Regions from separate parts of the Mus musculus genome. Here all the other regions are linked to region 1. Evidence: chromatin loops called from intact Hi-C (ENCODE). Cell type or tissue: heart. All regions are shown on one strand. Links, peaks and the distances in the headings refer to the core of each region. The heading gives the core; the rest is flanking DNA. Region 1 overlaps Plekha7 (pleckstrin homology domain containing, family A member 7). Region 2 overlaps Plekha7 (pleckstrin homology domain containing, family A member 7). Region 3 has its middle 10 kb from the start of Snord14a.

Region 1 (9,833 bases), core at 866-8,865:
CCACCACTGCCGAGAGAAGCCACCATCATTCGGCACACATCTGTGCGTGGACTCAAACGACAGTCGGATGAGAGGAAGAGGGACCGGGAGCAGGGCCAGTGTGTGAATGGGGACTTGAAGGTGAGCTGTAAAGACCGGGTGTGTCCACCGAGTGGAAGGGGCAGTGTGACGATAGTGACCTAACAGTCTAAGACTCTATCCACAGGTGGAGCTCCGGTCCTACGTGAGTGAGCCAGAGCTGGCCAGCCTCAGTGGGGACGTGCCTCAGCCCTCCTTGAGCCTCGTGGGCTCTGAGAGCAGGTACCAGACGCTGCCAGGCAGAGGTAAGGCAAGACTGTGAATCCTTCAGGCACCTCACTCTTCTTTAGCACTCGCAGCCTCTACTCAGACCTCAGATCCTGGCCTGCAGCTTGAGTCTAACTGTGATTGTTGCTAAGAGGGAGGACAGGTCTGACCTCAGGAGTCGTTTGGTTTTTCTCCCTTTCTGCCTCCAAGAGCAGCAACAGTGATTGCCCTAAAGTCTGACAGTGTTGACCTGTTCTTTATGAGCCTCATACGCAACTGTGTTGGGAGGCGGGGCTATTATGATTCCCATTTTAAAGATCAGGAAACGGAGGCAGGTACTGGAAAGATTGCTTAGTGGCTAAGAGGCTGACTGCTCTCCAGGAGGACCCAGGTTCAATTGCCAGCACCCACATGATGGTTCACATCTGTCCACATAACTCTTGCATGATACACACACACACACACACACACACACACACACATACATGTACTCAATATCCATAAATAAAATTAAGAAAAAGAAACAGAGTGGGTACCAGTCTCAGAGCTCTGGCTCCAGATCATGGCAGCCTGCAGGCTGGGGTGCTGGAAACCGCCAGCACTAAGGCCACATCAGACCTGTGTCAGCCTGCGACTCAGGGACTTCTTCAGCCCATGGTCTCTTCTCTAGGCTCCCCGTTTATCCCTAGCTGGATTCTCCATGAAGCAGAGGGGCGAAGGTTCTTGTATCACGCTTTCCCACCTGCGGTAGCCCAGCACTTCTTGTATGGAAGCATAGTTAGGGTTGTGCACAGCTCTGTAGGGACAGAGGCCACCCAGGCCAACCCTCTTCTCTCTGTGTGTCCTGCCTCACCTAGGCCCAAGGAGAAAAGACCAGGGCAAGTGTGGTGTTTGCAGGGCTCCTTGGTCCCTCAGGAGAGGGGAGTGTGTGAGAAGGGTGATTAGGGAGGGCTGGGGGTGTCTCCAACCACAGCACACATACACCTGAGTCTTCCTTGCTTAGGGCTCTCAGGCTCCACGTCCAGGCTCCAGCAGTCGTCCACCATTGCTCCCTATGTCACACTCCGGAGGGGGCTGAATGCCGAAAACAGCAGTGCGACCTTCTCTGTAAGTGGCCATGGGATGTGGAGGGACTCACACTCCATAGAAGGAAGGGCCCCTGGGATGGCAGTGACCTCGAGCGAGTCATGGGGAACTTAGGATCTCCTCTCTCCCTCTCCTTCTCCCTCTCCCCCCTCCCCTCTCAACACACACACACACACACACACACCACACCACACCAAAAAGGCCATTACACTGCCATCTCTGTTTTCTGATGACTGCCAAGCCTGTCAGGGCGGTGAGAAGCCCAGGAGACCTGTACCCTAGGTTCACCCTGGGTTGCCAGCCTCGGGGTCAGCCTCTGCCCAGAAACCTCATTAGGACGAGGGGCATTGGATAATTAGAGGAAGTGATTTTCTGTGGCTAGGATGAGCCCAAAGAGTGTATGAGAAAGAGACCAAGCAGGAAGAGGACAGGGGTGTGTGTGGCTTAATTGGTAGAGTATTTGCCTAGCATGTACAAGCCCCTGGGTTTGATCAGTCCCCAACACTGCATACATTAGGCTTGATTGTCAACACCTGTAATCCCAGCATTTGGGAGGAATAGCTGGGAGGGCCAGGAGTTTAAGGGTTATCCTTGGCTAAGTAGTGAACTTAAGGCCAGCCTAGGCTGCGACCCTGCACTAGAAGCAGGAAGAAGCAGGGCCTCTCGCTCCATCTCCTCTGTGTCTCGCCTCCTCCTCAGAGACCCAAGAGTGCCTTGGAGCGTCTGTACTCGGGGGACCACCAGCGGGGCAAGATGAGTGCGGAGGAACAGCTGGAGCGGATGAAGCGGCACCAGAAGGCTCTGGTCCGAGAGCGCAAGAGGACCCTGAGCCAAGGAGAAAAGACGGGTCTGCTCTCAGCCCGATACCTCAGCCAGCCACTGCCAGGAGATCTCGGCTCAGTATGTTAGGCGGGGCTGGGACAGAGGCCAGAACTTCCCCGAGTCCCCCAAGCAGACGCAAGTCCCCTGCCAGGGTGACTTACTTGGTTGACCGTCCCAAGGGGCTGCTTGTCCACAACTCCAGCCGCACGTGTGAGCTGGCCAGAGGATGACCGGGAAACAAAGCAGTAGGGAGGTCTAGCAGCAGAGGCCTCATCCTTTCTCCACGCTGAGTGGGAGGAGGCTCTGGGCTCAACGAAGGACTTGAGAATGTAGGATTCCAGTAGAGCAGATGGGAAGGAACGGTATGATATGCAACTCAACCACACAGCCTCCCAAGCAGATCCCGCAGCCAGGGGAGGCAACTCAATAAGGTGCTGGTGGTCTCCCACAGCCCGCGGGGCTGAGGCCTCAGGTACTCAGGAGGGCTGGGGAAATTGGTGCTGCCCCTGGTGGCTGGCGCTGCACCTGCCCACGGTTGCCTTAGGCTCATTGTGGGGACATTGCATTTGGCTTTGGGGTTTGGAGCCCCCAGTTCCCCAGCCCTCTAGCCTGACTGCTCCCTCCCTAATTCATTGCACAAGCTCCTACGCTTCTAGTGTCTGCGCTCATTGCCTCTAATCCTGCCTGATTGTCTCTACAGACGCTCTGAATTGGTACTGGCCCCTCTCTAACCAGCCAGTGCTGTCTCTGACCAGGCTTGTACTAGCAGCTCTTGGCTCCCTAGACTAGCAGGCATCCCTAGGTGTTGCTTACCTTCCCACTGCCCTGCTTTGTGTAGGCCAGCTGACTGATAATTCACCCATCCAAAAAGCTGCTCTGTGAGGACCACGGTCATTAGCAGTGGTCTGGGCATTGGGGATTTACCGATTCCATCCATGCCTTACCCTGGACAGTAAATATCAGCTTTAGAGAGTGCGTAGTCTGAAGCCATTTGGTGGTAACTCCTCCTATCCCATCATGCAATTCCTTATTGCTTTTGTAATTCTTATCTAGTAACTTGAATAGATAGCAAAATAAACTGTATTCAGAGGGCCTCTCTGCAGCTGTTAGTCACCAAATGACTAGAATAGTGTCTTTAAAAGCTATAAACCCATTAACTTTTAAGTATTATAAGTAAACATCAGAACCCTGACTTTCTACAACCTGCTGTCTGGGATACAGAGAGTATTTCCGATCCACAACTCCAATCCTTTGTGCTTTTTCTTTGGGGGAAAAAAAGGCTTGTGTAAGTCTCGTCAGCGCCAATAAACATATTGCTTCCCATTACGGATTGGCGTGGTTCTTCCGCAGGGTAGTTTGCAGAGTGCGGTGAACTTTTGCTGTTTGTGGAAGCAATCAGGCTGGGTTTAAATGAGGACTTGTCTCTTTTTGAGCACTTGTGAGCGTGTAAGGAATTGTGTGTTTTCTTTGTGAACCATTAAATTTATCCCTGGACTTCAGTTGCCTAAGTCATCCAAACTGTAATTGGAAAACCATCAGCACACACAATTCTGTTGGTTTGCTACGGAGGACCCGAGCTTGTGCATGAATGTGTGGAGCGTGCTGACATGGCGACAGGATCGGGTCGGGGTGGTTGTGAGGTATCTTTGGCTGCTGGGGTACTGTGAGATGAATGGAGTGAGAGAGAGGAGGTGACCTGAGGCATTAAGTATCGTCTCATCCTCACAAGAGAGTCCTTTGTTCTTTTAAGGTCAGAGGTCTGAAGTGAACAGGAAGCCATCTTGGAACTGCGCACACGTGCCTGGGTAGATTTTTCCCTCCTGGGAAGAGACATTGATACAAAGTTGCCACTGTGAAACAGCCTTGGAGCAATTCCCTCTGATCTCACTTTTAGTTTGTTTTCTATTTTAAGGAAACTGTCTTATCTCAAATGGTTATCATTTTCCACGGCAGTTTGCAACACTGGTGGTCAACCAACTCCTTGGTACTGATTGGAACTCTCTACCAATTGCTGGGTCCCTGTGGACCACTGTAGGCTTAAAGTCATGGGTCTTCCTCCAGGACCCTACGGATGCACATTTGAATACTCAGAGGTCCTAGATCAGAGCACAGCCAGCAGTGTGGAAGAGGCCACAGGACGAAGGCAGAGGCCAGTTTTCAGTTACACACACACACACACACGCACACACACACACACACACACACACACACACACACAACACAGCTATGACACTTGCCTAATGTCTCAAAAGTCCGTCTTCCCAGGTCCTTAGGCCTCAGGGCCCTGTGTGGTTCTTGAATGGGTCGGAAAGTGAGGTTAACCCTCTCCTCTGTTGCCAGTGGAAGCGAGAACAAGAGTTTGACCTGCAGCTGCTGGAACGGGCTGCTCAGGGGGACAGAAAAGACAAAGAGGAGGGCTGGCTGAAAGTGCAAGCCACACCTGTCATGGAGTTGGACCTGGAGCCACAAGACTATGACTTGGACATCAGCAGAGAGGTGAGGATAGGGGCTTCCTTCATGCTTTCTAGAAGTCACCAGGCAGGGTTCAGCTTCACTGTTGCCCAGGAAGGTCCGGACGCTTGAGATCGTAAAGGCGTCCATGTTCTAAATCACACTTAAGCCTATTTCTGATGATGTGGGGAGAATTAAGTGACTCAGCATGTTCCCAAGAGGATTAGAAAATGTTCCCTGGATCATTAGTGGTGGCCCTCGAAAATGACCTCTTAGGCAGACTATCATACGTGGTGGGAAAATACAGGGCAGGTCTGAAAAGTCACAGGAGACATTTCCAGCCGGGACTGGAGCCAATTTCGATCTGAACTCTTCTGCTGCCCTCTAGTGGCCCACTTGCCTCATGACAGGTCAGGCCTAGGAAAACAAGGCAGGAGAAAGGAAGGGAGGGAGGGAGTGCCAGGCAGTCTTCTAGACATCTCTGGTCACCTGTGGTCTGTGGGCAGTGTCTGCAGCTGTTTCAGTCCTTTGTGTCCCTAGCACTAGGATGGCACGCAGTAGGCATGCTATAAATGTCTGCTGGTGGAAGACATTGTTATATGAATTTCCAGTGCCCCAAAACATTTGTGTAGGAACTTGGCCTGCTGCATTTTTCCCAGGTGTAGGCTGAGTTTGGGTGAGATTCTAAGTCTTCCACAGGTGCCCTACTTAGGTAGAGGGGGAACTTTGCCACTGTGGTTGTGTGTGTGTGTGTGTTAAAATCTGGGTCTCACACATGCCAAGTACATAGAACTACATACCTAGCCCTCCCATTTCAAGAGACAGGGCAGATCCATTTGCAGGTTTTTGTTTTGTTTTGTTTTTCCCTTTGAATGGTTAGGGATTCATGGGGGAAAGGAGCTCTGAGAACAAAGAGAACACTGTAGGTAACTCGGTACTTGAGTTTCTAGGTTCTTGGTTCTTGCAGTCAGTAAATTCAGCCTCCTGCCCCAGGTCTTTTTCTCTGACAGCCTAAACAGTAGCTGCCAACAGTCTGGCGGCTTTCTTATTCACAAAGAGCCTCCATGTGCTCTTGGCAATGCGAGGCTGCCCTCTGCTGTCCTTCCTTATCTCTAACCTAAATCCTCCTGCTACAATGCAGTCTACTTCCTACTCTAGATCTGTCCTGGTCGGATGACAGATTTTTTTCTTGCCACCTTTCAACAAACTGAAGGGCCACATGGGTTCAGTTCTGCTACTGAGACCAAAATCCACCTAGTCAAGGGGGAAGAAAACTATCTTGAGGCAAATTAAGATGACATTTTGAAAATCGCAAGCTTAAATATTCCTAAAAGCGTGGACAGAGGTTTTCAGAACTTTAGCTAGCAGGTTAAAAACAGGGATTCCCACTGGTGCTGGGGGAAAACAAAATTAACTTTTTTTTTTTTAATTTAAAATGTACTGAGACAACCAGTAGAGTTGGTTCTTTCCTACCATGTGGGTCCCCAAGATCAAACTTGAGTCATTAGCCTTGGCAGCAAGCAGCTTACCTACTGAGCCATCTCTCAAATGCACAAATTTAACATTCTTGCAGGAATGGGGTGCTATGAAGACTGAATCTGTATATAGCATGGGGGAGGGGCCTTGTCACCAGAGCACTGTCCCAGAGGAAAGAATGAGAGAGCTTTTAGGAAAGGTAACTTAGATAAACCTGCAGAGTCAGGCTGGGGGCAGGTGGAGAACTGAAGAGAGGACCATCAGTCTTCATCCGTTAGGTGAAGGTAAAAATCTACGCTCTGCCCAGAAGTACGAAAAGCACCTTGGTTATTAACCGGTTGCATGCTGTCACTGCTGGTTCAAGCTTTTCAGTCAGTCAGGTCTGACCTGTACGCCCCCCAAAGTCAGAAGTGTGTTTGAGATGGGAGAGGTTTTACTACGGTTATGTCAGCTCACCCATCCGTTTTGGGTGGTCTCTAAGCTGCCTGGCTCTGGTTCGACCTTTTTTTGTTTGTTTATTTGGTTGGTTAGTTGGTTGGTTGGTTGGGCTTTGTTATTTTCTGTTTTGAGACAGGACCTTTCTAGGTAGCCCTGGCTGGCCTGGAACTCACTGTGTAGACTAGAGATCCACTTGTCTCTGCCTCTCCAGTGCTGGGATTAAATACACGTACTATCTCACAGCCCTGAAATAAGACTTCACTTACTGAAGTCCTATTTCAGTGCCAGATCCCTAAATTAGAGCAGAAGAAAGCTCCTTAGGTGGGAAGGACACCAGAGCTCCCACTGAGCCCGTGTGGCTGGAGGGTCGGCTCACTGGGGCTTTGAGTGTAGCACTAAGGATCAAGTGCTTCCTGTGAGAGTCTCAGCGTGTTGCCTGCCTTCTGTTTCCCTTTCCCCTGGCCTCTAGAAAGCCGTCTAGTGTAGCAGGAAGAGCATGTGCTTCGGTATGAGACTCAGGTTCGAGTCCTTAGTTCCACAACTGATTCTTTTGATGATCTTAGCAAGTTTCTTCTGGGTGAGCCGTGGGGGACAGGCCTGGAGCAAGAGTGGGGTTGAGGCATGTCCAATCCCTAGAAATCTTGTCCTGATATTGGCAGGATCATGCTCCCTCCACACCCCCAAGACAGACAGACAGACAGAGAGACAGACAGACACACACACACACACACACACACACGTACACTGACTGGGCCTGCATATCCCAGTGCACGTAGACATTTGCCACACCAGAGGAGGTCACATAGCCCAGCAGCCAGGTTAAACCTCTTTTCCTTTCATAAGATCCTGGCCAGCAGCACCTGGAATTCTTCCTTATGCAAATGAGGCATCCCCGGCACCTTTGGCCCAGCCAGTGATGCACACTCAACCGCAAAGCCTTTACCCACTCCTCAGAGGGTTAAATAGCCTCTGTTTCTCCCCAATTAAACAAGCACTCAGTGAAGCCTGTCTCCCTTCCCCTGAGGTCTCCATCACCCCGTCACCATCATGCTCTCAGGCCACCAGTCTGATGGTGGGCGACTATGCTGTTAAGGGAGGGGGAACAGGGTGGGAATGACATCTGTAGACTTTGATGCTTCCTCACAGGGTAGGAAGGGTGGGAAAACATGTCTCAGACCAGAGCATCTGCGCTTACCCTCCACCCTGCCACCTGATCCTCTCCCCAGCTGTCTAAACCAGAGAAGGTCTCCATCCCCGAGCGATATGTGGAACTAGACCCCGAGGAACCACCCAGCCTGGAGGAGCTGCAGGCACGGTACCAAAAGGCGGAGAAGATACGGAATATCCTTGCCCGGTCAAGGTCAGCCCCTACTTGCTCAAATCTAGAAGTCTCACAGACTCCATCTCAGGTGATAGCTCAGCCATGAGAAGACCCAGGCCAGGCTGACTGGTAATAATTTGCTAGGCTTTGTTTCAAATGAATTCTTCTGAAGGGGTCAGCCGGTGCTCCAACAGGAAAGCTTGCCTCAGTTACCAAAAAGGTGCTGAAGAACTTATGAAGGGTTCCCATCCCAGGTCCATGTCCCCAGATCTGTCCCCAATGACTGGCAAGTGTGGGCCATTTCGCTAGACAGTACTGAGGCGGACTTAGTGGATGTCACTTCACTGATGGTCCTCTTAACACCTGTGCCCACACTCCATTATGGATTCATAGATGGGCCCGGCCTTTACCCACTTCCTGAACCTGAGCTTGGACAACAGGAAGTGGTTTTTCTGACCTCTGAGCTCTCCTTTCAGAGTTACATTAACCATTTCATATCTGGATTTATCAGGAATCCCCAGCCGGAACCCTTAGCTTGAGGCCTACAGGAGGAACTGAGTTGTGTTCTTTGTGGGTTTAGGGAGAAGTAGGCGTTCTTGTCTTGGAAGAAAAGGGGCAATGCATATCTGATGCCCCTTAAAGTGTTGAAGAGTCACCTCCCTGCAGCCAGGGAGATACATGTGGGGCTGATGGTGGGGGGTGTCGAGACTCACAGCCTTCTCTCTGATCCCCAACAGCATGTGCAACCTGCAGCCACTGGGCCAGGACCGCAACAGCCTGGCCGACCTGGACTCGCAGCTGCAGGAGCAGGAACGGATAATCAACATTTCCTATGCCCTGGCCTCTGAGGCCTCGAAGCGCAGCAAACAGGTAGCAGGTAAGGCTGTGGGTGCCACCCTCCAGGGCCCAGTCCCCTGCCTGCTGCTCTCAGTGACATGTCCTAGAACCAGGAAGTTAGCAGATGTTGGCAGGCCTGCCTGACCCAAGTGACAGAAGAGCTGTCCATATCTGCCAGCTCTGAGACAAGGTGACAGGGACATTTCTTTCCTTAGGAAGAAGGGGCAGACGTGACACTGGAGCAGGGCTTTCGTGGTGGGGCAAAGCAAAGAGCTCCTCTGACCTCTGCCTAGAAACCCTTCCTTGGTCCCCAAGCCAAAGCCACTCACTCACCTTGTCAGTGACCTATGGCAGAAAGTAGGAGAATAAGAATTGAGGCTTGGCCAGCCTAGCCAAAAGAATGTCACCACAGAAGCAGCACACGGCTGCTGTGTTACATATGAAGGATGCTTTAAGCATGTGTCTGTAAACCCGGTGGTCAGGAAGCTGAGGCAGGAGGATTGCTGGAATGAGACCCTGTCATAAAGAAAACGGTCAGAAAAGGGGCTGTGGACTCCTCCCTCTGTTCACATCTCCCTTTCTGTGGTAGCCTTACAGTTTCCCTGGTATAGTTTGCCCCTTATATGGAGGCCATTGTGTCTTTATGTGGTGTCCCTGGCCAGCTATACGTCTGAGACGGACAGTCAGAGGACTCAGAGTGGTACCATTCTATCTCCCGGTCCTCTAACACACCTGGCCAAGTGTGAGGCCAGCGGGCCCTGTGGCTGCCAACCCTGGGGAGTCTGGAGCAGCCTGGGCATCGCTTTTGGAGGCCTGTGAGTGACAAATGATGACACAGATGCCAGACTCTCGGGAGCAGCCTGTTCCCTGTCCTGATGCAGCGCAGCTGCTAGAATACAGCCTTGTGTGGTGCCTGATTCCCACCTAGGGAGGTGTAGACAGGGTGATTGGGATTTCAAAGTCATTCTTGATTCTATAGCAAGTTTAGGCCCAGCATAGACCACACCATGGCCCTGTCTCAAAACCAAACTAGACTAAAGCAGAGTCTCTGGCCCCGTTCTGTCCAAGGCATATAGAGGGCTTGTGTTGCTCTGTGGCTGGGACTTAGGCAATCCTA
Region 2 (9,833 bases), core at 875-8,874, 67 kb before region 1:
TAAGGCAGGAAATTACTTAAAAACGAAGTAGGATGGGCTTCCCACCAATCCTGTTTTCAGGAACTGCTGTTGGCGTGCGTGGTTCCATAATTCCTGTGACCTCCAGCCATTCTCTTCACCTTCCTAGGCCTGTTTCCTTATCACAGAGCAGAGACTGGATGAGGTCAGTTGGAGTAGATTTCAGCTCTAAAATCTTTTGTCTTTTAAAAAATTAAATTAAAGTTTTAAAGTTTATTTTGTGTGTGTGTGTAGGCTTGTCATACCAGGCCTGTGGATGGATGCCAGAGAACTGCTTGCAGCAGTTGGTTCTTCCTCTACCCGTGCGGATTTGAGGAGTGTGTAAACCTACTAACCATCTCTCTGGCCCTCTAAACTTTGAATACTGTGATTTCTGGAAAACAAGGGCTACCCTACTAAGAAAACAAGTCACTCCAATATGACTTCATCAATGGGGAATTTGCTGCTCTTGACTAAGACAGGTTATCATTTGTGGAGATCTAAACAGCTTTCCTGTTAATCGTCTTTGGTAGGATATAAGGTCTGAGCTTATACTCCTGACTCCATTATAAACTGTTGAGATGGGGGGAAACACAGGGTTGGAAAGTAGGTGGCTCTCAGATATTTATGTATTGAGTGAGTGAATGGCGCGTATAAGCTGGTTCCAGTCATTGTGAACAGCATCTTTCAGGTCTTGTCACCTAGTAAGAGCCTTTTAAGATTCTTCCTGAATGCACATTAGTAGTGGCAGCTTTTTCTGTGGCTTTCTGGACCCAGGACCAAGCTGTCAAGGACTATATTCTGACCTGAGGTCTAAATGCCATATTCAGTGTTAGGGGAAGTGAGCGGTCTTATCCAGGGAGCACCCGGCCTCAGAGATGCTTTTCTGTTCCCAGAGTCCATGTTGGCGGTCTGTGGGGACTTTTGGTGTCTGTCATCAGAGTGGCATCCACTACAACCTCTAGGGATGATGCTGGTGGCAATTTGCCGTGTAATCTTTGGTGGAGACGGGCATGGTGGTCTGGATTTAGCTGTGCTGTCGCCTAGGCATGGAAGATTAAGGGCAAGTTCCCAGTAGCCACTAAGATTCTTCCAAATATGACAGATGGTATAAGTTAGTAGATTTGTTTGCTTGATAAGAAAGAAAATTTCTAGCCAATTTTTGCCGTCTTCCTTTGGTTCCTACTCTCATGCAAGATTCTTCTAAACATACTTGCTAAAGGAAAGCCTCCAGTTGTCAGTACTGTGTGCCCCAGCCCCAGCAGGTGCACCCAGCCTGAGGTCCAGGGCGTATGGCCAAGGACAGCTATGAAGTTGGCCTCGCACAGAGTTGTAAACTTAAGTAAAACTTGATTAGGTTATTTTTCAAAGACTCCATTGTGAACTTTGTAGGTGACAGCACAGCCTTGTGTCGCAAGTTCAGAGGGTAGGGCTCGCTGAGCAGCTCTAGCTCGGGTGTTTGTGCACTCGCTCGTTTCTTAACGACTCATACCAAGGCTTTGTCTTTTGTTTTCCCCATTCTGGCTGAGCCATGGATATAAAGAGGTTAGTGTGAGAAAACTGGGAGTGTGCAAGTGATGACAGATGGGCTCCCAGGTCAACCCTGGGAGCAGAGGGTGTGGTGGCGACCACAGCGACCACAGTAAGCTGAAGGTGGGTCTGCTTGGCAGCCTTGCAATAGTGCTTGCTTTTCCAAGGTGACCTGGATTTGAGACATATATGTGAATGAGAATGGCATTTTTGGCTTTTAAAATTCTACTGGATTTTTAACCTCCTTGGAACTCAAATAAAACTTGTCCTGGGGTCATAGTAGTTCATAGTCATCAGTGTGCAATGCCTGCTATGTGTCTGGGTAGGTTAGCATATGGGATGGTTCCAGGGTCATCTCTGTATAAAGGGTGCTGAGGGCCCTGGGAGGTATATGGAGGCGGTGCTATGTCTGTTTTTTGCTGTGGACATGGAGGAGTCCGTGTTATTATATAAAGTATAAAAAACAACTTGAGGAACATACATAGTATTGTATGTATATGTATATACATATACATTTATGTGTATACATATACATTTATGTGTATGTGTGTGTGTGTGTGTGTGTGTGTGTGTGTATGTGTAGGTAGATATGTAGGTAGGTAGGTAGGTAGGTCTGGGAACAACTAATGTGAGTCAGTTCTCTTCTTCTATGGGGTCCTAAGGACTGGATTTAGGTAGTCAGGCTCAGGGGGAGGACCTTTACCTGTTGAGGTATTTCACTGACCAGCTAAAAATTTAAGTGCCTAAGGATTCCATAAATGCAAACAGCAATAATGGCATAAGGATTTCTCTGGCACAAGTATTTGCCAGATTGAACAGTGGGTTGGAGGCAGGAAAGGGGTTTTGGTTCCTACCCTTCTGGAATATGCAGCTCTTGAGTCTGTTTTGAAAAGCAAATCAGAATTTGGGAACTATGTCATTCTAGTCTAAGCCTTCAGGTGTCGCTTAGGCCTGAGGTGACCAGAAAGGGCCACTCAGAAGAAAACAGACCTTGGAGGCTTCCCAGAATTCAGCAGGGAAGATGACAGCTACAGTCATGCTCAGGGGCTGGAAAGACTAAGTGACTGGAGCTGGTGGACAGTTAATCTGGCAGGAGCTGGGGCCTATGGAGTTGTGAGATAGAGAGGCAAGGTGGGTGAGGGGAGGCAGTGCCAAGAAATCTGGTTTTCAGCACCGCTGATCTGGCAGCAAGGACAGCCAGGCCAGGGTCATGGGAGCAGGGCCACTGGGCAGAGTGGAGACAGTCTGTGTGTCCCTTCTAGCTCTCACATGCCTGTCACTGATCTCTGGTTGGGTGCTGCTGGTGATGGAGGGTTAAACCCAGGCACCTGATGACTAAGCCCAGGCCACTTCCTGTTCCTGCCCTGGCTCCTTGGCATCTGACCCACTGGGGCCAGAGGTGGCCTTTGCCTGAAGTGTAAGCTGGAAAACTAAGCCCCCACTTGCACTAACTTGAATTTTGGTCATGTGATTACAGAAGGGCTCTGGGCTACTTTCAGCTCTGATTTCTTTATTTGTTAAATGGAAATAGCTCAGTCTACCTTCAAAGGTTGTTGCCCTTACAACGTGGTTTCTAAATATAGCCATGTTTCAAGCTTGCATTGGACACCTGCTCCAACCTGGGTGTGTGGCACAGATGACCACATCTGCCTGTCCTATTGGATGTGAGTGCCAGTATTACGGGGCAGATTATGCAGTAATTGTTTATCCCCAAAGTACACATAATGCTAAACTAAACACACAGTAGGACCAAATAAGTATTAACCATATGGGGTTTGGGCTTGTAAGCCTCATTCAGTCTTCATAGCAATTGATTTGTAGTTAATTATGATCTTTTGTAGTTAAAACATTCTGTCAAGGAAGACAATTGTGAGGCTGGCTCCTGGCCGCTCATGATTTTTTTAAAAAATATTTTTCTTGCTGGGCGTGGTGGTGCACGCCTTTAATCCCAGCTCTTGGGAGGCAGAGGCAGGCGGATCTCTGAGTTCGAGGCCAGCCTGGTCTACAGAGTGAGTTCCAGGACAGCCAAGGCTACACAGAGAAACCCTGTCTCGGAAAAAAAAAATTTTTTTTTCTTTATTTGGGGGAATAAAGAAAAAATGTATACATGTATACAATAGAAACTTCCTGTTTCTGCCTGCCAACTCCTCTTGTATATTCCCCAGTGTGCCCCCTCCCACCTCATGTCTTTTATTGTTGTCTGGATGGCCCACATAGTCCAGTTAGTGATGCCTGTATGTGGATGGCTCTGGCCCATTCAATGGAGCGCCCTCAAAATGAATGTTCTTCCTCCACCTGCTGTCTGTCAGTAGTGGCTCCCCGTATAAACTACATGACTACTTTATGGTGTGGTTATGGGGGCGAATTATATTGGAGACATGAAAGACAGAGAACAGCCAGAGGCATCTGGAATAGTCCAGAGCAGAGAAAGAGAGTTCAGAGCAGAGCACATGGCTAGGGCTGTGTGTCGGAGAGTAGAGAAGAGCAAGGGGGAGAGAGAATAGAGAAGGAGGGAGAGGGAGGGAGGGAGGGAAGGAAGGAGGGAGAAAAAGAGAAAGAAAACACACACACACACACACACACACACACACACACACACACACACACACACACAAGAAATAACAGGGCTATAAGGAGACTAAGTAGCTGGTGGAAGGGTATCCCACAAGCTGGAGGGAGTTTAGTGTAGAGGAGGTGAGAAGGTCTAGATGTGATACTGAGGGAGCCCGAAGGCCAGCAAGCTTTGGTGTGCTGACAGACACCACGGACAGCCATTTGTCCCTTCTGCAGTATGAAGAGAAATGACTCCTTTTTGGTAGAGGGTAACTTTTTGTAGAAGGCTTTGGCTTCCCTAGTTCCTGGGGAATGCTGGCTCTTATCTAACCTGCAGAAATCCTCCAGTAGTGCAGGCTGAGCCCCTCTCTGGATATCTGGGCTGCCTTTTAGAGTCGGGGGATCAGAGTTTCCTTTGGACCTGACTTGCCTTAGTAAGGGTTGATCTCTTTCATTTTGCAGTGCCAGGCTCCCATTCTGTTTTACAACTTGTTTTACTCCTTTAAAACTATTTAAAAAAAAAAAAAAAGACAACAACCTGGATTTCAGGACCCAAAGCTTTTAAGATGGTAACAGATACAAATTTTAGAAAAATTGTCACTCTAAACAGACTGAGAACAAAATCCCCTTTATTTTTTCTCAGTAATTATTTCTTGATCTCCTACTGTGTGCCAGCATGTGGCAAACTCTAGAGGGCAGCCTTGTAACAGTCTGCAACCCCCTCTCCCCTTTAACCTGGTGCAGCTATCTCACCTACCCCGTGATCTCTGTAGGTTACAACGAAAAAGCCACTATTGGTCTGTGACCTACCTCAGTGTCAGTTTCCCTTTCTGTCTCCTCCTACTTCTTTTGGGAGCAAAAGCTTCCTGCTTAAGATTTGTCCTGAAGGAGCCGTAGCCATTCCCAGGAAGTTCTGAAAGAACCTTGGAGCTTTTCCAGGCAGGTAGGTGGATGTGGTAGCAGTGTTCTCCACCAAGAATGGGCTTGGTTTTAGGGCTGACTTTAGCCCCATGCTGAATGGAGAAAACTCACTGGATGGCTCTTCCTGACGTTATGGTTAGAGACGTTAGGCTATGTCTAGATGCTAGAGGGAGCCAGCCTCACAGGCTCCAAGAACACTTTGGGTCCCATTGCCTACAGTGCTTGCCTGGCTGTGCACAGCCAGGCATCCTCATTCCCTTTGGCCACAGGGGGTGGAGCCTCAGAGCTGAAGCTGTGTTCCTGCCTGGTATCTGGTTTTGCTGGGGCGTGGAGAGGAAGGAGAATGAATGAGCCGGGGCCAGAGTGACTGCTGGATTGTAACGCCTGGTAGCAGCCCTGGAGAGGTGAAGCTGAGAAGGAGAGAGAGAGAGTAGGCAGCTGGGAGCCTTCCTCTCGGTCGGCCCTGAGCAGAGAGGGCAGTTTCATGAGACTACCACCAGGAAAGACACAGTTCTGAACATGGGGCTCAAAGCGAGTGCGGGCCTGTCTGCAAGAAGAGAACAGGTGAGTCCCGTACGGGTCTGTAAGGATTCAGTGGGCGATATATTTTGGTTCCTGAAGTTTTAGATGACCCAGGAGTGCCTCTGCTCAGCAAGAATGCCATTTAATTAGGAAAAGTAGGACAAAGGTGTCCTGAACTCTTATCTCCCTCATGTTCTTCCGAACAGTATCCTGTTGGCAGCTGAGGAGGGGACAGCCCTTTGTGTTTTAAGTTACCTGTACTGTTGTTGAACTTCAGTCTGGGTTTGGGCGGATGGCAGGAGTTTGAGAAGAACCTCGGTCACCTAAAATGTCCTCATTGCCTGGGAGAGTCTTATAACACCTGGCCTGCCTTCTCAAGTGGCTGCCAAGTCACTGGCCTAGGGAAGCATTGAATGGAATTATAAATGGGTGTCCTGAGGTAGAAAATGTCTTCCTTGTAATTTCAGTACTCTGTGTCTCTGGCCGGTGGTCGGGGAGGTGGGTTTTCTTGGCCTGTAGTTTCTGCACCATGGGGACAGACCCTCTGAGGGACAAGGGTGTGCCTGCTGATCTGAAACCATTTTGTCTGGCAGGCGAGTTCTTTAAATAGATGTTAACAGTGATCTGGGGGTTGTGTGTTCTTTAACTCAAAGGAGGAAAGCATGTGCTTGGGTCTAAGTCTTTGCAGGCTTCTCCTGCTGGAGTTGCCGCACAGAGCAAGGCAGGTCGACACCTCAAGAGCAGTTCATAGCAAAGGAAAAGCTCAGCAGGCCCCAAATGCGGAAGTGTTTCCTGACGGCCTCCTCATAACCTTGCAGAGTTGGTTTATCTCCACCGTCTACAGATAAGCCCAGCCCTCATCCACTCATCCCAGGTCATGCATGCATGGAGCAGGGCTAAGGTTTGAACTCTGGGCTGTGTCCAATCTGATCTGCCTGGGTGGCCTCTGCTGATGGGGAGCCCAGGGTGAGGAAACCGGAGCCCTGAGCGGTTGTGAGGAGTTACTGCTAACAAGGCTGATACCAGCTTCTATTACCTTGTTTCTCTGAAAACTTCCTTCCAGAAGGGGATGGGCTGTCTGCCTTTGATTTCCTCATTCTAGTAGGAGTTTGCCTTTAATCTTTTCATTCATGAGCACAGGAAGCCAAAATGAAAACTCCCTATTCAGCAGGTGGAATTCTAGGTATGCAGCCCTTTGTGGGATGTGGGGTACAGGCAAGCTTCAGCCAGTCAGGTGGCTTGCTTGGCTTGGGAGAGGTATTTTACAAATGGAGTGGCCACTGAGTGGATCTGAAAACCTAGAGAGAGAGAGAGAGAGAGAGAGAGAGAGAGAGAGAGAGAGAGAGAGAGAGAACACGCAAGCTTTCCAGATCATACTAAAAGCCATCACTCTGCTCTGAGCAGGAGATGAGGAGTACAGAAATACCTCTTTCCAAGGTTGGCAGTCACCATGTGACTCTCTTAGACTCTCTCAGTGCCTTTTGACACTGAAAAGGCAGTAGTACCAGAGCACCCCTCAGCATTCAAGTTCCGCCTAGTCTGGGGTGGGTATGAATGAGATGGGGACAGTGTGGGTACTAGGAGCCCAGCACTGCTGCATTTCTGGTCCCCAGGGCTGGTGGGTATTACCAGCACTGGCAGAGGATTCTTTGCCAGGGAACCCTGGCCCACTGGCCCATCCCTGGGACTTTATGAGATATTGATAGACTCTACACAGCCTCTTGCTGAAGGTGGCTGGTGCTCATTCCCAGGCTGTTGAGGTAATAGTTCAGGTGCCTTCCCCATGAGCATCCCTCCTCCCATGCAGGAAGTGAAGTGCAGAGGATATACTGGTGGAGGGAGCAGAGAACAAAGCAAGAGCCTTCATAGCTGTCTCTGAGCTGAGCTTAGCCCCACATTCTGTCTCGTTCATGAAAAGGAGACAGAGGCCATGTGCTCCCACCCTGAGTGTCCTTAGCTGCTCAGCAGTTTCCTTTCAGGCGCTGGATTCATGCCTTTCTGCACTGAGGGCATTAACCTTCACCTTGGGCCTGAGGGGCTTCTGGTGTGTAAGTGTCTCTTTATTCTGCCCATAGAAGGCACCTACATCCTGATGGCCAATATCTGTTAGGTTCTTGTCTCTTGAGTCTGAATTTTTGCAGGCTCAGACAGCTCATTTATTTCACTTGAAGATCACAATCCAGTCCCCCACCCCTTTTCCTCATCCATGGAGTCGAGAAATACTTGTGTGAGTACCTCCTGGGTGCCAGACACCCCTACTGGCTGATACATAAGTGAGAAACATTACAGCTGTTAATAGCTGAAATTGGCTGGTGCGTGTGAAGTGACAGTGAGAAGGGCCCAGGAGGTGATAGCCCTGCCCAGGTCTAAAGGACAAGGTGCTAGCTCCATGGACACAGACAGGCAAGGAGCATGCTGACTGCGAGGACACAGGGTGCCAAGTAAGAAAGGCCTGAGTGTTGAGGAAATGAGGTGGGCAGGGACAGAAGAGTATTTGAAGAGGCTGCTGCTAGGCAGGGTCAGATCATCTAAAGTTTGGTTTGGTTTGAGACAGATTCTCATCATTGAGGATCTTGAACTTCTGATTTTCTGTTCCACCTACTGTGTGCCAGAGAGCCAGTTTATGTGTCCACCTACTGTGTGCCACAGAGCCAGTTTATGTGGTATTAAAGATGGAACTCAGGGCTCAGTGGGTGTTGGGCAAGCACTGTGCCAACTGAGCTATAGCCCTAGCCTGCCTTCTAGGATCTTATAAGCCAAGGCAAGGAGTGCATTTTCACTGTGCATGGTGTAGTGAGGCTGTCACGATCTCTCTTACCTTACAAGACCCGAGAGCTTCCGGTGAAGTCACAGAGGCTGAGACAGAAGAAGCAAAAGACGTGCCTAGGAGCTGTTACCAAGACTACTAACCAGGAGACAAAAGATGAGCCTGCTTGTTACAAGGCAGGAATCACAGTGTACTTGAGAGGCTGAGGCAGGAGGATCTCAGGTGCAAGGTCTGCCTGGAGAACAGAGTGAATTCAAGGGCAACCTTGGCAACTTAGTGAGACCCTGTCTCAAAGTAGAAAGTAAAAAGCAGGCTGGCGACACCGTTGGTTTTTTATGACAGAGCACTTGCTTCCTGTGCCCAGGGCCCTAGGTGCGATCCCTTGTGGGGGATGGGCTGGGGCTGCTGCGTGTATGTGGGTCAAAGGCAAGCAGATGGAGAAGGTGAGGGGATGCAGAGCATCTTTGAGAAGAAGCCAGTAGTGCTCACATGTGCACCACAGGTGGAAGTTAAGATACAGAAAGGAACAGAGAACGACTCCGGTGTTTGAGGCCATTGCTACGGGAATACTTGCTTTGGGGTGAAAAGGGTTTATTCTCCTTTTGTTAAAACTTAGATGTCTGTTTATTGTTACCATAGTCAAGTCTCAGTCAGGTTAAACATTGAGCACCTTCTGTATGCTAAGTGTATATGCCCCTTTATTTTAACCCTTCTTTAAATGTCTTAGGAACATTTGAGAATCGCACTTGTAATGCCAGAACCAAGGCTTGGAAGAGGTGAGGAAGCTTGCTTTAATCTGAACCCAGCTTCAGCTCCAGCTGTCTGGACTGAGTGGTTCCCAGTGTTGAAAGAGATGGGTTAGTGCTGAGTGGATAGCTTCCCCTTGGGGGACAGGATGGGGCCATATACTGGCTCATTCAGGATCCCCTGGCTACGGGAAGAGGGGCTGTCAGAGGAGTGGCTGTCTGTAGCGAGCTGTTGTCAACTGTGGCATATTTAAAATTCTGCAAACTTGAAAGACCATTCTGCCACATTATGGTGGCACTTTCTGTTAAGTGAATAAATTAGTAAAAGTGCTAAGCAAAATAAACCAAAGGAGCTTAGGAAATGCAAAGGAGGCACCGCTCATCTAGCCCAGGCTGGCCTAGAACTCACAAGTGGCTGAGGATCGCTTGGAACTGCTCTACCTCCTGAGTGCTGGGACTATGGATGTGGGCCACTAGCTTGTTTATGGGGCTTGGGATTGAACTCACAGCCTAGTGCTTGCTAGGCAAGCACTCTCCCAACTGAGCTGTATCCTCAGCTCTTGAAGATAGTTTCTCCTGTTGATTACCACCACCTCTCCATTGAGTAGCCCAGATGAGAGCCCCTGTAGTGAAGGCAATTTCTTCTCATGCTTGGAGTTTCGGTTTTTCAGCACTATTAGGTGACCCACAGTCCATAGTTCTGTTGAGACACTGAGGACAAAGATAAAATGTGCCTTAAGAAGCCTGGAGGCAATGCTGAAGTCAGCCTTAGCCTGAGGGTAACTGTTCTACAGTGT
Region 3 (9,833 bases), core at 758-8,757, 190 kb before region 1:
TTTTTTTTTAAAGATTTATTTATTTATTATATGTAAGTACACTGTAGCTGTCCTCAGATACTCCAGAAGAGGGGATCAGATTTCGTTACGGATGGTTGTGAGCCACCATGTGGTTGCTGGGATTTGAACTCACGACCTTCGGAAGAGCAGTCGGCACTCTTAACCACTGAGCCATCTCGCCAGCCCCCTCTGGCTTTTTTTATAACTAAGAGTGAGTTTCTCTGTGTGTAGCCCTAGCTGTCCGGGAATGACCTCTGTAGACTGGCCTTGAACAAGAGATCCACTTGCCTCTACCTTCCAAATGCTGTATTAAAGGTGTGCACCACCACCGCCTGTTGGATTTCCGATTGTTTTTTTTTAATGCAAATCAACAGTTGCACAGCCTCTGACATTTCCGTTCCATTTATTTGTTTGTTTGTTTGTTTTGGTTTTTTGAGACAGGGTTTCTCTGTGTTGCCTTTGCTGTCCTAGAACTCACTCTGTAGACCAGGCTGGCCTCGGCCTGCCTCTGCCTCCGGAGTGCTGGGATTAAAGTGCCACCACTCCTGGCTATTTATTTATTTTATGAGTACATTGTTGCTGTCTTCAGACACACCAGAAGAGGGCATTGGATCCCATTACATGTGGTTGTGGTTGTCAAGAATTGAACTCAAGACCTCTGAAAAAGCAGTGCACCTAACAGCTGAGCCATCTCTCCAGACCTGGATTTCTGAAAATTTTAACAGTTGGCTCTTGTGAGCCCATAGAAGCCAGCTCTAGAGCTGGGCATGGTGGCGAATGCCTTTAATCTCAGCATTCAGGAGGCAGAGGCAGGTGGAGCCCTTGAGTTTGAGGTCAGCCTGGTCTACAGAGTGAGTTCCAGGACAGCATGGGGAAACTCTGTCTTGCCCACCACCACCCCCAAAGAAAAATTTGTACCCATTTTAATTTTGAAATTCTATTTGTTTGTGATTGTGTGCATGTATATATGCATGCCAAGGTAACTGGAGAGGCTAGAAGACAATTGATTCTTTTCTACCATGTGAGTTACAGGAGGTGAACTCAGGTTGTTAGGCTTGGTGGCACCTTACCTGCTCAGCTGTCTTCTCAGCCCACCCCTAATTTTTAAAAGCTGATGTATTTATTTTCATTTTGAGTGTCTGTCTGCACCACATGTGTGCAGTTCTGGAAAGTTAAAAACAGTTGTGATCCGGGCTGGTGAGATGGCTCAGTGGGTAAGAGCACCCGACTGCTCTTCCGAAGGTCCAGAGTTCAAATCCCAGCAACCACATGGTGGCTCACAACCATCTGTAACGAGATCTGATTCCCTCTTCTGGAGTGTCTGAAGACAGCTACAATGTACTTACATATAATAAATAAATAAATCTTTAAAAAAAAAAAAGATATCATTGTAGGAAACCACTTTGTAAACTTTAAAAAAAAAAAAAAAAAAAAAAACAGTTGTGATCCTCCTCCATCTAAGGGTGGGAATTAAATCCCGGCCCTCTGAAAGGACAGCCAGTGCTCTGGGCCATCTCCACCCCCATTTTAAAGACAATAAAATTGCCAGGTGTAGTAGTCTGAGCCTGTATCCCAGCCTTCAGGACACAAGCAGGAAGAGTAGAACAAGTTGGAGACTGCTGGTCTACAAGCAAGTTTTAGGCCAGCCAAGGCTACGTGATAGATACCCTGCCTCAAAAAGTCAAAACAAAACAAACAAATGAGGGTGAAAAACCTGAGGCTCAGGAAAGTAATTAACTGTGAGACTCACTCAAGTCACAGAGGTGTCTAGAGTTCTGTCCTTACAGCTTTACTGTCATGGTACTTTCTGAGGTTTGTTTGTTTGTTTGTTTGTTTGGGTTTTTTTTTTTGGTACTTTTTGTTTTATAAAATATATCTGGTGCACACCTTTATCTCAGCACTGACAAGCCAGAGGCAATGGTTCCTCTGAGCTGGACCCCAGCCTGGTCTATGTAGTTACAAGCAATGAAAACCTGTCTTAAGACAAGGGGCTGGAGAGCTGGCTCAGCGGTTAAAAGCACTGACGGCTCTTACAAAGGTCCTGAGTTCAAATCCCAGCAACCACATGGTGGCTCACAACCATCTGTAATGAGATCTGATGCCCTCTTCTGGCATATCTAAAGACAGCTACAGTGTACTTACATATAATAAATAAGCCTTTTTAAAAAGACAAGAATTATAAATATAATTACTATATTTTTCTAGAAAAATCAACACACACACACACACAAAAACAAAAAACAAGCAAATGAAAAATGAAAGAAGAAAGGTAAAAAAAAAATCCATCAAGTTAAGTGACTTTAGCTGCCACCCTACCCACTTCATTTATTTTCCAGGACAGGGTCTCTTTGTATCCCTGCCTGGCCTGGAACTGACTATATAGCAGAGAATAAAGAACCCCTGATCTCTTGCCTCCATCTTCCAAGCACTCGGAATGCCTTGGTACCCAGCTAGGTCCTTTGATCTGGGGAGGCAGGATACTGGGAATGGGGTCCAGGGCGTTTGAACAGTGTCACTGCAGAGCACTTCTGTCTCCACTGTTCTCTTAACACTGTCAATCTGTCTGATGGTGTTACTAATATGTACAAATCAGCTTGCTTTAGTCAGAAATGGGGGTGGTTTTCTCAGCTCCACGCTGGTGCTGTTTCTGCCATTGTAACCTTACCTCCGTCACCTTGCTTCTTACACCGTTATGTGTTGCTGTGGCTACAAACCAAATGAAATGTTTAGCTGAATTCCCAGGTCAGGATAACGGTCCCTCCCTGAGGCAGAGCCATCTGGGGAGTTTGAGCTCGGGCTAACATTGCAGTTCTAAGTAAGGTGGCAGGCTTTGCCATAGTTGTCTCCATGGGGCTTTGGGTTTTTTGTTTTGTTTTGTTTTTTGGTTTGGTTTGGTTTGGTTTGGTTTTTTGGTTTTTCAAGACAGGGTTTTTCTGTATAGCCCTGGCTGTCCTGGAACTAACTTTGTAGATGGCCTCAAACTCAGAAATCCACCTGTCTCTGCCTCTCGAGTACTGGGATTAAAGGCGTGCACCACCACGCCCGGCTCATAGTTGTTTTTTAATTGCCAATAATTTCTTTAAATCTCTGTGGGGTCCAGAATTATGAAATCAGCCCGTTCACTCAGCAAGTGTTTCTAAGCTTGTCATTTTAGTGACAGGCTTCAATGAGGAACATTTTAGGAGCTAGCTGCATAGCTAATGAATTGGCTACATCATGTGTATTGGGTGCCTGCTATAAACAGAGCTCTATGCTAGGTGCTGATGAGATGATCACAAATGATCGTGTACCTTAGAAGGTTCACAGACTGCTGGACATGGCGGCACACACCTGTAATCCCTCCATTTGAGAGGTACAGGCAGGAGACTCAGAATTTGAGATCATTTTTGACTATTTAAGCTAACTGAAGGCTACTCTGCTTAAGGAGACACTGTCTCAAAAAGACTCAAGACTGTTGGTGCGGGCTTTACTCATTCAGTGTGGAAGCTTTGCGCTGGAGAGACTGCTCAGCAGTTAAGAGTACTGACTGCAAAAAAAAAAAAAAAAAAGAGTACTGACTGCTCTTCCAGGTCCGGAGTTCAAATCCCAGCAACCACATGGTGGCTCATAACCATCTGTAATGGGATTTGATGCACTCTCTGGTATGTCTGAAGACAGCTAGAGTATATATATGTGTATACTTCTGGTTGCTGCAGGTGCCAGGCATGCATATGCTACACACATACACACATATGATTTCTGAGTTCAAGGCCAGCCTGGTCTACAGAGTGAGTTTCAGGATAGCCAGGGCTACACAGAGAAACCCTGTCTCGAAAAACCAAAAAAGAAAAAAAAAGAAATAAAATAAATTTAAAAATATATATATATATGTTATATGTATATATCATAATGTGATTAAATATATTTTTGTTTGTTTGTTTTTGTTTTTCTAGACAGGGTTTTTCTGTGTAGCCCTGGCTGTTTTGGAACTCACTCTGTTTTTTTGTTTTTTTGTTTGTTTGTTTGTTTGTTTGTTTTGTTTTGAAGTTTTCATTCTCCTGCCTCTATTTCCCCATGCTGGATTACAACCCAAGACAAACCCTCCAAATGAGACAGGCAACAGGCTTTGCACTGCCGGGGAGCCCAGTAGAGGGCAGCAGGGGCCTGGCTGGCCCAAGCTTCCTTTCAGTCTCGAGTGACTGAGCCTGGACAGTCTTCTGGAGGAGAAATTAGGTTCAGTACTGAAGAAGGAAAGTAGAAAGTACCTTGCGGCCTTGGGAGAAGATGGCCTGCATAAAGCTGGAGAAACGAGGATTGATGCACGGAAACAAACGTGTGGGGATGGAGATAGGTTGCGGGCCAGTTAGACAGGGGCTGTCTGTTTTGTATATGCAGCTCAGAGTGCCTGACTCCCACCACACTTAGTGAAACTCAGAAATGGTGGTGCAGCCCGAGGGGGGGAGTGAGGTCAGGAGATGAATGGAGGACAGAAGAGAAAGACGGGTTTACTGACTGAACACCTACTAATGCCACGTGGTCATGGGTCTTTCAGTTCATATTTTTGTTAATTTTTAACTGTATGCTATGTCTAAATATTTAAATGTTTTTGTTCTTTGAGAATTTCATGCAATTTTTAAGTTATGATTTTTATTTTAAATGTATGTATGTTTTAACTGTGTGTGTGTGTGTGTGTGTAGCATATGCATGCCTGGCGCCTGCAGCAACCAGAAGATGGTTTAGATCCCCTGGAACTCTACCTACAAATGGATATGAATCACACCATGCAGAACTGGGAATCGGAATCGAACTCCGGGTTATCTGGAAGAATAGCTGATGCTTGTAACTGATGGAGCCATCTCTCCAGCCACACTAAATATTAAAAAAACTACAATTTCCTTTTAAAGTTTCAGGGCTCAGTTGGTAGCATTGAAATGCACAAAGTGGGTTCAGTCCCCTGTGCCACATAAAACCTGGTGTGGTGGTAACTCAGCTGGAGTTCCAGTGGAGGCAAGAGGTCAGGAATTAGCCTCTTCATTCAAAAATCATCATTCCAGGTTATCCTCAGGTGGTAAACAGCCTGAGTTCCAGGCCATCATTAGGCACACCCTGAGTTCCAGGCCAGCCTGGGCTACACTAAATGAGAGATTCATCCATGTTTTCTTCTTTCCTTTCCTTTCCTTTCCTTTCCTTTCCTTTCCTTTCCTTTCCTTTCCTTTCCTTTCCTTTTCTCTTCTCTTCTTTCTTTCCCTTCCTTCCTTCCTTCCTTTCCTTCTTTCTTTCTTTTCTTTCTTTCTTTTTTAATTTTTTTTTATTTTTTGAGACAAGGCCTCCCTTGCTGGCCTGGAACTCCCTTTGTAGACCAGGCTGGCCTCAAATTCACAGAGGCTGGCCTGCTTATCCCTCCTGAGTGCTGGGATTATAGGCCACCATGCCTGGCTCTTGCATATTCATTTGAAACATATGCATGTACCTTGCTGGGGCATCTGACACCTGCTGCTTCTCCAGTCTTTAGCAGCAGCATCCAAACTGTGACCTGTGGCCACCTTCAACTGTCACCTTTATTATTAAACAGGCAGAATCTCAGGCCTCACACTGACCCCCAAAAGCAGAGAAAGGGAATCTGCATTTTAACTAAGTGTTCCAGGAACTCTGATGCCTATTAAAAGTATGAGACATTGGTGTAGTGTGTTAGTTACCGTCTTGTTGCTTGGGCTGGAGCCCAGGGTAGCCCTGAACTTACACCGTATCTCAGACTGGTTTTGTCTCCCAGCCTTTCAAGTGCTGGGATTGCAGTCACTAGCTCCCACTGGTGGACTGTAAGAGTTTTATAAATATATATTCTGCACTGTTTGTCAGACAAATCCACAGTGCAGGTTCTCTCTCTGGATAGCATCAAATTTGAGGCCTCCCAAGTGCATGATGGGATTATGGGATTATGGACATATGCCTCCATACCTGGAGACAGGGTGTCACTGTGCAGTCCAGGCTGGCCTGGCCTGCTATGTAAACTAGGATGACACAGACCTATTAGCCCTTGCCTCCTGGATGGATTGAAGGCATGTGTCATACCATGCCCAGTCTTTTAAAATATGTATTATTATTGTATGTGTATGAGTATTTGCCTGCATATGTGTACCATGTGTATGCCTGGTGCCCATGGAGGCCAAAGGAGGATGCTAGATCTTTTAGAACTGGGGTTAGAGATAGATATGAACTGAGATGTGGATGCTAGGAACTGAACCCAGGTCCTGTACAAGAGCCAGTGCTCTTAACTGCAGAGCCATTTCCAGCCAGGCTTTTAAATGAAAGATTTACTTTATTTGTGTGGGTGTATAAATGTGATTGTTTGTGTTTTCAGGTGCTTACAGAGAACCGAAAAGGGCATAAGAGGCTGGGCAGTGGTGGCGCATGCCTTTAATCCTAGCACTTAGGAGGCAGAGGCAGGCAGATTTCTGAGTTCGAGGCCAGCCTGGTCTACAGAGTGAGTTTCAGGATAGCTAGGGCTACACAGAAAAATCCTGTCTCAAAAAACAAAAACAACAACAACAAAAACAAGGCCGAGCATGGTGGCACACGCATTTAATCCCAGCACTTGGGAGGCAGAGGCAGGCAGATTTCTGAGTTCCAGGCCAGCCTGGTCTACAAAGTGAGTTCCAGGACAGCCAGGGCTACACAGAGAAACCCTGTCTCGAAAAAAACCAATAAATAAATAAATAAACAAATAAATAAATAAATAAATTAAATTTCTTTCTTTTTAAATCCTTATTTCAGCTGAATGCATTTGGGCTGTGAGAAGCAGCAGGGGACCTAGACTTCCCAGAGGCCCAGGATGTATCTGAGTCTGCATTCGTCCTGAGGACTCTCTAGTTGCTGCTAGAAGAGTGAAGTTTTAGATGAAAACTCTTCTCCTTCCCCTCCTCCTGCCCCATCCTCTCCCTGTCCTAGCTTCCACCCTACTTTCTTCCCTCCCTCCCTCCTTCTCACCCTACTCCCTCCCTCCCTCCCTCCACTCTGTGCTGGGGATTGACTCCAGGCAAGTGCTCTATCCCTGAGCTCCCCAGCTCAAGATCAAAACCTCTAATATATGTCCAGGCTCACAGATGGAAAGAAAAGATCCAACACATATATACGGGTGAGGCCGACCTTCCTTAGCAAAGTGTGTTAGCACTGGAGGTTCACAGACACATTACTTAATCTTCTCTATAATTCTTCTCTTTCTTTATACTAGGGATGGAGCTCAGAGCCTCAGGCATCGCTGGCAAGGGCTCTGCCACTGAGCCTTAAGCACCTCTTTGTAAAACGTTATTGCTCCTGTTGTATAAATGTAGGTACATGTCTGATAACTAGTGGGGTAAAGACTGAGAATTTGTGCCTGTGGTGGTTTGAATGAGATGCCCTCCATAGTCTATAAGGCATGTGAATACTTAGTCCCCAGTTGGGAGTCCAGTTTGGGCTGGAGGAAGCATGTCTCAGGAGCAGGCTTTGAGGTTTCAAAGCCTTGTCCAATTTCTAGTTTGCTCTCTGTGTTTCCTGCTTGAGGTTTAAAGTGTGAGCTCACAGCTGCTTCAGTTTCCTGCTGCCGTGCTTTCCAGCTGGGATGGTGATGGGCTCTTATACTCCTAGAACCAGAGCCCAAAATAAAGCCTCCCTTTATTAAAATAGGATGTTTTATTCAGCAGTGGCATAGCAACTTATACATTGTCTTATGACACTGTTTAAAAAATAACCTTTAAGAAAAAGATTTATGCCGGGCGTGGTGGCGCACGCCTTTAATCCCAGCACTCGGGAGGCAGAGGCAGGCGGATTTCTGAGTTCGAGGCCAGTCTGGTCTACAGAGTGAGTTCCAGGACAGCCAGGGCTATAAAGAGAAACCCTGTCTCGAAAAAAATAAATAAATAAAAATAATAAAAAAAAGAAAAAGATTTATTAGGGGCTGGAGAGATGGCTCAGCGGTTAAGAGCACCCACTACTCTTCCAAAGGTCCTGAGTTCAATTCCCAGCAATCACATGGTGGCTCCCAACCATCTGTAATGGGATTTGATGCCCTCTTCTTACCAGAAGACAGCTATGATGTATTCATATATATAAATAATTTAAATAAATAAATATTTTTTTAAAAAAGAAAGAAAAAGATTTATTGCCAGACAGTGGTGGCACATGCATTTAACCCCAGCATTTGGGAGGCAGAGGCAAGCAGATTTCTGAGTTTGAGGCCAGCCTGGTCTGCAGAGTGAGTTCCAGGACAGCCAGAGCTATACAGAGAAACCCTGTCTCAAAAAACCGAAACCAAAACCAAAAAAAAAAAAAAAAAAAAAGAAAAAATATTTATTTTTATTCTATGTGCATGACTGTTTTGCCTACATAGTTGTATGCGTACCATCTATGTCCCTGGTACCTGTGGATGTGAGAAGAGGGGCCAGATCCCCTGAAACTGAGTTAATGACTGCTGTGACTATCATGTGGATAATGGGATGCAAACATGAGGTGTCTACAAAAACAGCCAGTACTTTAACCACTGAGCCATCTCTCCAGCCCACCACATGGCTCTACATCTTTGATGCTTACGACCTCATTAGATTGTTGACAAGCAGAAAATATCCAGCAAAATACCACAGCAGGGGTTGTTTTAAGAGCAATTATGGAGGCTTGGGGGTGAGTGTGCTGGAGAGATTGCTCAGCAGTTAGGCAATTGGGAAGAATGTATTGCTCTTCAAAAGACCCAGGCGACTCAAAACTTAAGCTCTAGGGCATCCAACAGTCTCCAAGAGGAAACCACGCTTATATTTATGTAATTGAAAATAAAGACAGTTGAGGGCAGTGAAGAGGACTTGCTCTCCTCCAGCAGACCTAGGATCGGCTCCATCACCCACATTAGATGGGGTAAGCTCAACTCCATGGAATCCGACACTCCTTTCTGGCCTCCATAGGCATGTGCACACACCCACATGGACACACACACTTGCACGTAAGTTTTCAAAAGCATAAAAAGGGAACACTCACACATTGCCTGTTGACTTCCATTCTGGGACAGATTGCAGACATAGTGATGGTGCTATAAAACACCACCTAGTGACACTATACTCATCTTTGAGGAAGTCACTCTAGGATATGTCTATAGGATGAAATAAAATCACCCAAATATTTCTACAGTCAGAGTCCTTTTAGGTAACACAGGCTACCTTAAACTTGTGATCCTCCTGTCTGAATCTCAATAGAGCCAGGGAGAGAGACACCACCTCCACACTTGGCTCCAAGGACACACTTCTTACCCTCTGTGTCTGTTGTCTAACAAGGCATGGCTATGACTTTCTAGGGTGTTCCATTGCTTCCCACAGGAGACCAGTTGCAAAGCAGGAACCTGTTTATATGAAAAGGCATTAGGGACTTTTGTTTTGTCTAATGTAAAGTGTTTCCAAAACAGTAATTGGGCTTGTAGACTGTGCCTTGGGGATGTTTACAGATGCTCTGGGTATGGGCTAGGCTGTGTCCCTGTGCTCTTGGAATCTGTAGTCACTGAAGCATGCTGCACCAGATCTCAGGTCAGAGGATCAGGGCCAGTCCACTCTCTTGAACAATGTGTTAGCCGTGGTTTTGTAATTCCTAGTAAATCTGGAAAGCTAGCTGACTGACTGACTGACTGACTGACTGACTGACTGACTGGAGAAACAGCTCAGCAGTCAAAAACACTGGCTGCTCTTCCAGAAGTTCTGAGCTCAATTCCCAGCAACCACATAATGGCTCACAATCACTTATAATGGGTTCAGATGTCCTTCTACCATGCAAATAGAGACTCACATACATAAATCTTAAATAACAACAACAATAACAGACCCAGTCTAGAAGGCTTTGGGAAG

What was found. Peaks named below come from ENCODE experiments on the same cell type or tissue, not always from the same donor. Only the 100,000 strongest peaks of a DNase experiment are listed, where the experiment ranks them.
Region 2: a loop joins it to region 1, with 2.3 times the contacts of the local background. A loop is called at or near these places in 2 of 42 quality-filtered maps.
Region 3: it touches region 1 in a loop (8-fold over the local background); 16 of 42 quality-filtered maps call a loop at or near these places.

What each region holds. Positions count from the first base shown.
Region 1 is chr7:116,127,477-116,137,309 of GRCm38, reverse strand. Plekha7 (pleckstrin homology domain containing, family A member 7) reads left to right here. Exons shown (of 27, transcript NM_001305185.1): 20 at 1-120; 21 at 206-323; 22 at 1,289-1,392; 23 at 2,071-2,271; 24 at 4,534-4,689; 25 at 7,785-7,918; 26 at 8,617-8,756. Among named protein-coding and RNA genes, the nearest start is that of 1110004F10Rik, 39 kb to the right of the region's middle. In heart, for the core only: CTCF peaks have their summits at 2,709, 5,042 (motif pointing left) and 5,729 (motif pointing left); DNase peaks (open chromatin) are centred at 2,289, 5,039 and 8,839; H3K27ac peaks cover 1,509 bases.
Region 2 is chr7:116,194,039-116,203,871 of GRCm38, reverse strand. The region is part of intron 3 of Plekha7 (pleckstrin homology domain containing, family A member 7); the gene reads left to right. Among named protein-coding and RNA genes, the nearest start is that of Gm44867, 93 kb to the left of the region's middle. In heart, for the core only: a CTCF peak has its summit at 4,771 (motif pointing right); a DNase peak (open chromatin) is centred at 5,311; H3K4me3 peaks cover 2,722 bases; H3K27ac peaks cover 5,454 bases.
Region 3 is chr7:116,318,090-116,327,922 of GRCm38, reverse strand. No RefSeq gene overlaps it. Among named protein-coding and RNA genes, the nearest start is that of Snord14a, 10 kb to the left of the region's middle. In heart, for the core only: a CTCF peak has its summit at 4,125 (motif pointing right); no DNase peak of the experiment used is centred there.